2 separate regions of the Homo sapiens genome follow, and region 1 is linked to region 2. The links are chromatin loops, found by intact Hi-C in ENCODE. Cell type or tissue: Calu3. All regions are shown on one strand. Links, peaks and the distances in the headings refer to the core of each region. The heading gives the core; the rest is flanking DNA.

What was found. A loop is a pair of places that touch in the nucleus more often than their neighbours do. Peaks named below come from ENCODE experiments on the same cell type or tissue, not always from the same donor. Only the 100,000 strongest peaks of a DNase experiment are listed, where the experiment ranks them.
Region 1: it touches region 2 in a loop (2.8-fold over the local background); 1 of 110 quality-filtered maps calls a loop at or near these places.

Annotation. Positions count from the first base shown.
Region 1 is chr5:76,384,473-76,388,867 of GRCh38, forward strand. No RefSeq gene overlaps it. Among named protein-coding and RNA genes, the nearest start is that of IQGAP2, 17 kb to the right of the region's middle. In Calu3, for the core only: no CTCF peak of the experiment used is centred there; a DNase peak (open chromatin) is centred at 2,099.
Region 2 is chr5:76,268,425-76,272,819 of GRCh38, forward strand. All of the region lies in intron 4 of SV2C (synaptic vesicle glycoprotein 2C), which reads left to right. Among named protein-coding and RNA genes, the nearest start is that of SV2C-AS2, 41 kb to the right of the region's middle. RefSeq lists enhancers at 1,976-2,477, 2,478-2,977. In Calu3, for the core only: no CTCF peak of the experiment used is centred there; a DNase peak (open chromatin) is centred at 1,967.

The sequences.
Region 1 (4,395 bases), core at 127-4,126, 120 kb after region 2:
TGCTCAAATTCACCACCAGGTTTAACCCTGCCTGCTCCAATGTAGTGGTGTGGTCAGGAAGCACTTGGCCTGTTCTGGAGAGGGAAGAACCCTCAGTAAGAGGCCCCTAAGTGCCTCAGTAGTGGCTCTCCTTCCCCCCCCCACCACCCCCCCAGCTTTTCATTAGTGTTTTCCTAGAAAATTTCTTTTACCAGTGAACAAAATTTTTTTTTAAGTTGGAGAGAGAAGGACCAAATAAAATTTTTTTAAATTAAAAAGCCTCTTAGGGCAGGTAAATGTGCACTTTTCTTTTATGCCAATTAGAATAAGTCGAATTAGAAAGCAGTTTCCACTTATTATGCCCCTCTTAGCACTTTGCTAAAAGCTTTGCCTACATTATCTCCTTTGATGTTCCCACAACCCTGTCAAGTGGGTATTACTTGACGATGATGGCACAATGGCTCAAAGGGTGCAGGAGCCTGCCCAGGGTCACATAGCTGTAAGTAGCAAAGTTGCTACTCCAGACTTCCCCTGGCAGAGAAGCATCTCCTAGAATGATGTCTTGGTGAAGGGCACGGGAAGCTTTTGACTTTCATAATCATTGGTTCTGCTGGGAAGTGTGCCTAGAAGGAATGCCTAAAAATGATGGAATCTACCTGCTTTCTTTACCAGAATTCATTCATTCACTCACTCATTCAACAATTGTAAATTGAGTGCTTCTGCTATGTGTCAGGCCTGTTCTAGATGCTGGAAATATGATATAGTCCTGTCTGTCTGGCCAGACACTGGGTTGCCATTATGCAGAGGTAAAACATTTTAAACATCAAATTCAGCAAAACCTTCCCTGATGGATCTAACTCTTTGTTGTAAAAACTCACAGCACTGCTTTTTGCCAAGAAATGTCCTTACTCCTATAACTTTCTGACCTTGTTTGGCAGAGATTTGTACTGTTATGAATCCTTTCCAAAACCCATGCCTTCTTAAACCAGTTAGGCTATGAACTCCTTTAGAGCCGAGGTTGTACACATATCAGTCACCCAACAAATACACTTTGACTTCATGAAAATAATTTTTGATACTGAATAATTTCCCTGTAGAATCAAATTGTTTACATTTGGCCAGGCACAGTGGCTCGCACCTGTAATCCTAGCACTTTGGAAGGCCGAGGCGGGTGGATCGCTTGACCTCTGGAGTTCTAGACCAGCCTGGGAAACCCAGTCTCTGCAAGAAATACAAAAATTAGCCTAGTGTGGTGGCTCATGTCTGTAATCCCAGCAACTTAAGGGGCTGAGGCGGGAGGATCACTTGAGCCCAGGAGGTGGAGGTTGCAGGTTGCAGTGAGCTGAGATTGCAACACTGCACTCCAGCCTGGGTTACAGAGTGACACCCTGTCTCAAAAAAAAAAAAAAAAAAATTTACACTTAAGCAAGTCAACCATTTGATTTTAAGCATTAAATGTATGATCTTAATTTTCCTATCATCTTTTACCCCAGGATCTAAATCTGGACTGTGAGTCCATGTGTGTAGACGGTGATAATATTTGGTGTGACTTGAAATTCAGCTCCTTGAGTCTCAGATTCCTGCAAACTGAGGGAAATAAGAAATGTTTGCCAATAACACACAAGCTTTATGGACTTTTTTTTCCAAATTCTGTTCTCTCTCTCTCTTTTCCCTCTCTTGCAGTCTCTCAGATCATAGTCAGATTTTTCTAAATTCAGACAGTATCTTCTGGGCTGTGAAGAAAAACTAGGAGACTCTGAGGAAGGTTGCTGACCTCTGCCTATCATTCCTTAAGGTTCTCAGGGTTCTTGTTTAAACACAAGTCTTGTTAAGCACTTTCTAAAACCAGACAGCTCTATAAGTTTGGAGAGAGAGAAAAGGAAAAGCTAGGAACAAAATCATCTGTCAGGCTGATGATCACAGTGCAGAATGAATATAGGGCCAGTTATGGGGAAGGGGAATGGCACAGGCAGAATTATAAGTAAACAGGTTTTCTCCCTTTCTGGGCTGCAGGATCTCATGCCAACGTCCTGGCCTTGGCTGCCCTCCAGTCTTGTTTGACCTTGGAGCTGTACCTGCAAGGCGAGGGAGGAGCCACATCTTTCCCTAAGCAATGCCTGGCACTTTGCCGGAAGGCCTGGCGCCCCATTGGCATCAGGTGGCTGTGATGCACTTCTTCGTGTGCTCCAGCCCCAGTCATGGCTGGGCTGGCCCCAGAAAGAGGCCTGTGGAAGCTCCAGGCCCTGAGGGAATTTCCTTGAGGGAAACCACTGGAGGTGGATATGGGGGTGGGAGAGCTTTCTCTTTTTCTGGAATAGCTCTGGTGAGGGGTGTAACTGCTCCACCACCCTACCACCTAACTACAGGCTCAAATATCTGGCTCACCCCACTCTCAAAAAGGCTAGCACATCTCCCAGGCTGACACAATAGGCAGATTCACCTGTACCAAAATCTCTCTCCACCAGGCCTGTCTTCCGGTCTAAAATTTGCACTACCATACGCTTTCCAGTAGGTCCAAAAAACCCCTGTGAAAATGAACAAGTGCCAACTGAGGGTATAAGATTCCAGCTCTGGCTTAACAGACCTATAAGACTGTCCAGTTTGCTGGATGCCACCTAGAAGAAATCAGGGCTTCGAGAGATAGAGCCAGACTCTGCAGAGCTAAGTCTAATAGCAGAGGTGAGTTAGGAAACCCCAAAGCACTAGTGCTCCATAGGCTTTGGGTGGGAAAAGCAAGGCAGAGACAGGCAGGGCACACAACCCTAGGCAGCAGGTCCTGGGGCTTTGACTGAACTGGGGTTTGTGTCCCATTTAAGGAGGCAGTCACTGACCACTCTCAGCCCATTCCTGTTGCATGGAATTGTGGGCCCCACTTGCCAGATTTTTGTTTTGTTTTGTTTTGTTTTTTAAGAGAAGGTGGAAACCAATTTCTTTCTTTTTTTTTTTTTTTTAGATGTTGGCAACTAATTTATTTTGAAACACTGTAGGCCTGAACAGTACAAGCTAAATGAAGTACCTGTGGGCCCCATTTGGCTTCTAGGGAATAGTAAAGGAGGATTCTGCCCAAGGCCATATCTGCTTTCAGGAGCAGCTGAACTACCACTCTTTCCAGCTCTAATGCATAACAAAACTATTTAACCAGCATGAGGCTCTTCTTCTTCTTTTTTTTTTTTTTTTTTTGAGATGGTATCTCACTCTGTTGCCCGGGCTGGAGTGCAGTAGCGTGATCTTGGCTCACTGCAACCTCCACTTCCCAGGGTTGAAGCAATTCTCCCTGTCTCAGCCTCCTGAGTAGCTGGGATTACAGGCACCTGCCACCATGCCTGGCTAATTTTTGTATTTTTAGTAGAGATGGGGTTTCACCATGTTGGCCAGGCTGGTCTCGAACTCCTGACCTCAGGTGATCCTCCTGCCTCAGCCTCCCAAAGTGCTGGGATAACAGGCGTGAGTCACTGCACCACCCGGCAGCCATCATCTTTGCATCTTATGCCTTAGTTTCTTCCCCATAAAATTAGCAGGATAGACCTAAGCCTCTGGGCTGAGGATCTCTAACAGCTTTCTACTTAGAGCACTGCCCTTGGCAGAACTCAGGAATGCCCTCTGGCAAAAGTGTGAACTGGGTGATATTAAAATTCTTTGATCTCCATTCCACGTCTGGTGACCTGATGCCCTCCAGGTGAACTGTAGATGCCCCCAAGACACTTAATTGAGTAAAAAGTTTGGTGATTTTACTAAGCGACAGCAAGGTATGTGTATAATATACATGAAAAGGTGCAGAATATTATATACAAATGAATGTCATTTGTACAAAAAACTACATAATGAATTCATACACTTTTTTTTCCCTCACCTTAAAGGTTCAGGATGTACTAGCCCACTGATTAGAGGGATCACATCCAGGACTCTCATACTGAATGCCAGTAAGTGTTTAGTGTTTGGAGCTATCTGCTCATCCTGACTTGGAAGCAAGTTTATTTATTCAGCATAAAAGGAAGTATTTGAACTCACTCACAGAGTGATTCTCTACAATATTTAAAAGCAGCAAGACTGGACAGACAACTTTTAGAACAAGACATATTTCTCTGTTGTGAATACCACCTTGATATCTTAACTAGAGAATTATAGCTATACCGGAGCTCAACAGTAAAAAGAACATAAATTTTTTTTGTTAAGATAGGTAATATTTTATATTATAAAAATGAGCCTTTTTTCTTCTCAAATTCCCTTCTATTACCTTCTTCATTCAGCTATTTCATTTTGAATCACTTTTTTTTGTGAAACTAAACATGTAAACAGTGTTTTTATGAATATTCACCACAATATTGCCTAGGTGAATAGAATAACTTTCTCCATCCCACTCCTATTATTTTGCCTAGGTTATGTAGACCCAGCTGGCCTTTTGGATTCACAGATTTG
Region 2 (4,395 bases), core at 69-4,068:
ATTCTCACTGCAGGTCTTGTGGAACCCAGTGTGGGCCCGTCCCGCTGCATGGCTGCAGCTTTATTGGTGTAAACTTGTAGGGACATGTGGTTAGTGCCAGGTGCTTTTATTAAGGATGCTGTTTCCCTATTCCTGAGGACTCACGGGAATTTTGAGAACCAACTTCTCCCATTTTTATGAGACAAGAACGCAAACGCTTTAGGAAATATATGGTTATTACTTTTCTGTGGTAATAACCATTTATAAGCTGTGGGTGTTTTCAGAAAGTATTTGATGGAGAATGCTACACTCTTACTAAAACCCCAAGGGGAACATCACTTCTTTACTCTTTTTACTCTTTCATTGTGTGTCACCTTTACTTGTCAACTTCAGGGTACATAAAGTTGCTTCCAGGTGCATAAAAAGAGTATGGGAAACCCCTATAGTTTAACTTTATAACAAAAAAGTATATTCAAAAGAGCTTATAATTGCATAGCAAAAACTAACACAAAAACAAAACACATTCATGCAGGAATAAAAAGGGGTCTCCTAAAAGTCGGTTTTCACACCTCTGTTAGAAAACGAAGTTTCGAAGTATCCTCAAGCTTTTGGTCTATTACCTGTGAGTACCTCACCTATGACATGGATGGACACTGTGACTAGTTCACAGCAAGATTTCTCCTCCTAGGCACTGTTGACATTTTAGGCTGGATACTTCTTGTTTGAAGGTGGTGAGCCTGTCCTGTGTATTATAAGATGTTTAGTAGCATCCATGGCCTCTACCTACAAAATGCCAGTAGTAACCCTTCTTCCCAAGGTCATAACAATTAAAAATGTCTCCAGGCTTTACCAAATGTCTCCTGGGGTATAGTTCTCAGATGTATAAAATAAAAATACAGGACCCTTAGTTACGTTTGAATTCCAAATAATGGACAAACTTTTTAGTAGAAGTATGTCCCAAATATTGCATTGGACATACTTACACTAAAAACGAATTTTTATCAGATGTAACTGCTGGCCTGTATTTTATTTGATTGCCCTACCTGGGCAGCCAACAAGATCGTTGATGTACGAAACAGGATGCGTGTGAGGTGCCTGGCACATGGTGGGTGCATTATAAATATTCAAGGTATCTGCTGCGTACCTTTGAATCCACTTTACCCGTGTCCCTGCTGTAGTCTGCAATTGGTACTCGAGCCTGCCTATCCTTTGCCAAAACTGTCATGAGAGTGGGTGTGAGGAGATAGAAAGCCCACATTTGAATCTGCAAGTTCTGGGAACTAGCATTCTGGTCAAAGCTGGTTTTACATCCACCTCTGCCAGAGGGAGCATCAATCTGCCTATGCTCGAGCACTTTGTCACTGTGGTCTCCCTGAGTCATTAGATCATTTCTGGTAAGTAGCATTCAGAGAAGTGATAGTGAATGAAAAACTGCTGCATTAGTCCCAGACTCAGTCACTCTGCATTTGATTTTTCCAGCAGCATAGCCCTAGAAAACCGTTCACTGGGATGCAGCAGGACCAATCATTTCCACATTCAGTTGCAGCTAGGAACTTATTTCTGAGCCAAGATGAATGACCCAAATAGCCTTTCCAGAGAGCAGAGGTGAAATTTAACTCTGGGTAGTTGCCTGACATTTTGAGACAAAGGAGAAAGGGGATGGGGAATGAAGAAAAATAGCATTTGAATGTCTCCTGCAGGGTCATAAATCTGGATGGGCAAAAGTGGATTGCATCTCTGCCAACAATTTAATTAATTTGGGCTTCTTTTAATCTCTATGATTCATATAACCTGAAGGAAACATGCTTTAAAGCTGTATTGTAGGAAGAGCCTCCTTTGAGTTACATATCAGTATATTAACTCTTGGATGTTTTATTTTTCCAGAAGGAAGTCTAAGTTGTGTGTGGGGGAAGTACTAGGTTTGTTCACAAAAAAATGCATTCATTGCTTTGGGGGAAAGCCCCGTTCCTGTCTGACTGTAGTGAGATGAATCATTAGAAGTGTAATCACAGCCCAGGGGAGGAAAAACAAGAGTAAAGGATTCTGATGGCTCCCAGCAAAGCCTGAGAGTGGGCTGGAGATTTGCATTTGCTTATTCTTGCTGGTGAGCCTTTGCTGATCATCTCCAACTTATAAAAAGTTGCAAGTCTATGGGAAACTGTTTTGAAACAAGGTAATACAAAATGGCAGCTATGACACTACAGAATAGCTTGGGGACATATCTAGCTGGGATGTGTATTGCGTTGGGGCAGGATGTATATTGTGTTGGGGCTCAAACGAGCAGATGCGAAGCCTTTTATGGCTTTGCTACTCAACAGAAAGGTGTTTCATTTTTTAATCCCTATGATTTATTTATTTATTTATTTTTATTATTTTTTTTTTTGAGACAGGGTCTCACTCTGTCACCCAGGGTAGGGTGCAGTGGTGCGATCTCAGCTCACTGCAGTCTCTGCCTCCCGGGTTAAAACACTTCTCCTGCCTCAGCCTCCCTAGTAGCTGGGATTACAGGCACCAACCACTGCATCCAGCTAATTTTTGTATTTTTAGTAGAGACGGGGTTTCACCATGTTGGCCACGCTGATCTCGAACTGCTGACCTCAGGTGATCTGCCTGCCTTGGCCTCCCACAGTGCTGGTATTACCAGTGTGAGACATCACGTCTGACCTAATCGCTATGATTTTTAAAAGTGAAATTATCAGGCAAGAAGAAATGTCAAAAGGGAAAAAAAAGAAATAAAAATTAAACGATTCCATTTTGTGTCTTCAGTGGTAATTCAAGTAACCATGATTTTCTATGTTTCTTCCTCCTCAATCCCACAGTTTGGGGCTCACCAATTCCTTAACATACGCTCTGCCAAATATTAGGGTGCCAGGAAGTATATTGGCAAAGGAATATAGATGTGTCTTGATTTTATAACAGGTATATTGTTCCATTTTCAGTAACGTGATGGGCTATGTTATTGGGACTACCCACAAAAAACAACCGAAAAGAGTTTAACATGACAAATAGGAGGAAAAAATCAGTGAGTGTATAGATGATTTGAACAACACAATCAACAAACTTGACCTAATAGATGTATGTAGACACTGCACCCAATACCTGTAGGGTACACAATCTTTTGGAGCATACGTGGAGCATTTATAAAAATGGACTATATACTGTGCTATAAAGCAAGCTCCAGTGTATTTCAAAAAAACTACTAAGCATGTGTTCTTTTTTTTTTTTTTTTTTTTTTTTGTATTTTTAGTAGAGACAGGGTTTCGCCATGTTGGTCAGGCTAGTCTCGAACTCCTGACCTCCTGATCTGCCCGCCTCAGCCTCCCAAAGTGCTGGGATTACAGGCGTGAGCCATCGCGCCCGGCGTATGTGCTCTTATCACAGTGAAATTAAGCCAAGAAATCAGCTTTTTGAAAATTAGGAAACATAATAAATATGTTTCTAAAAATTCCAGAGTCACATTTTCATCCACTGTACTTGGAGGGAGAGTATGATGTCCCCTTGCTTGAGGCACAAGGACCAGAAATTAGAGCTCCCAGTCATTGTAGTTGCATGCATTTCCCCACCCATTAGAATGGAATTTCTTTGACAAAAATGACAAAACTCTAAGGGTCATTTTGGGCCTGAGTCATGAGCTAAGCAGCTGTTTCAATTGTCAAGTGTTAAATGATTTGTTCTGGATCAGAGACTATAAGGCAAGAAATGGGGCTAGGAAAAAGAAACAGGTTACAGAGGTCAACAAGTTAGCAGAGGTATACAAGTGTGCCCTTTGGGCATCAGCAACAAAGAGCACCTGGGCTGACCTCTGCTGTCTTAATGCTGGAAATATTATAGCCCGCTCTGTAATCTCTCCCCCTTGCCCCCGGGAGAAAAATCTTTCACCTAACAATGGATTCCACTAGAATTTTTGTATTGTTATCACAAAAATCTTCTAGGAATAAACAGAGAGCTTTTGTTGATCATGAGCAAGATCTTCCTGGGGCCATGTGCAAACAGCAAAAAGAAAATTTGATCTGGAAGAGAATGAGAACCATGCAGTTGTTTGGAATACTATTGTTGGGCTTTTTGGGTTTTTACGGACAGCTACTTTGAAAAGCAGATTGACTAAGTTGCTAATATGTGAAATAAGCACCACTATTTTGCTGCAAGTCCTCTATCAACTTTTGGACACTTGTCTCAGGACTAACTGCAGTTTAGAAGGTGTTTTGTTTTGTTTTGTTTTTTGTTTTGAAAGTATTTCGTTTCTTGCCTTAGATCTATACTTGAAAGGACCTTCTTGTGGCCTTATCTGGTAGAGACACAAGATCTTAGAATCAGAGAGAACTTTAGTTCTGGAATGAGCTTTAGAGGCTAGTATTCCAACTTTCTACCCAATGTAAGAATTGCCAATATTTACTTTTGTTTGTTTTTCAGTCTCCT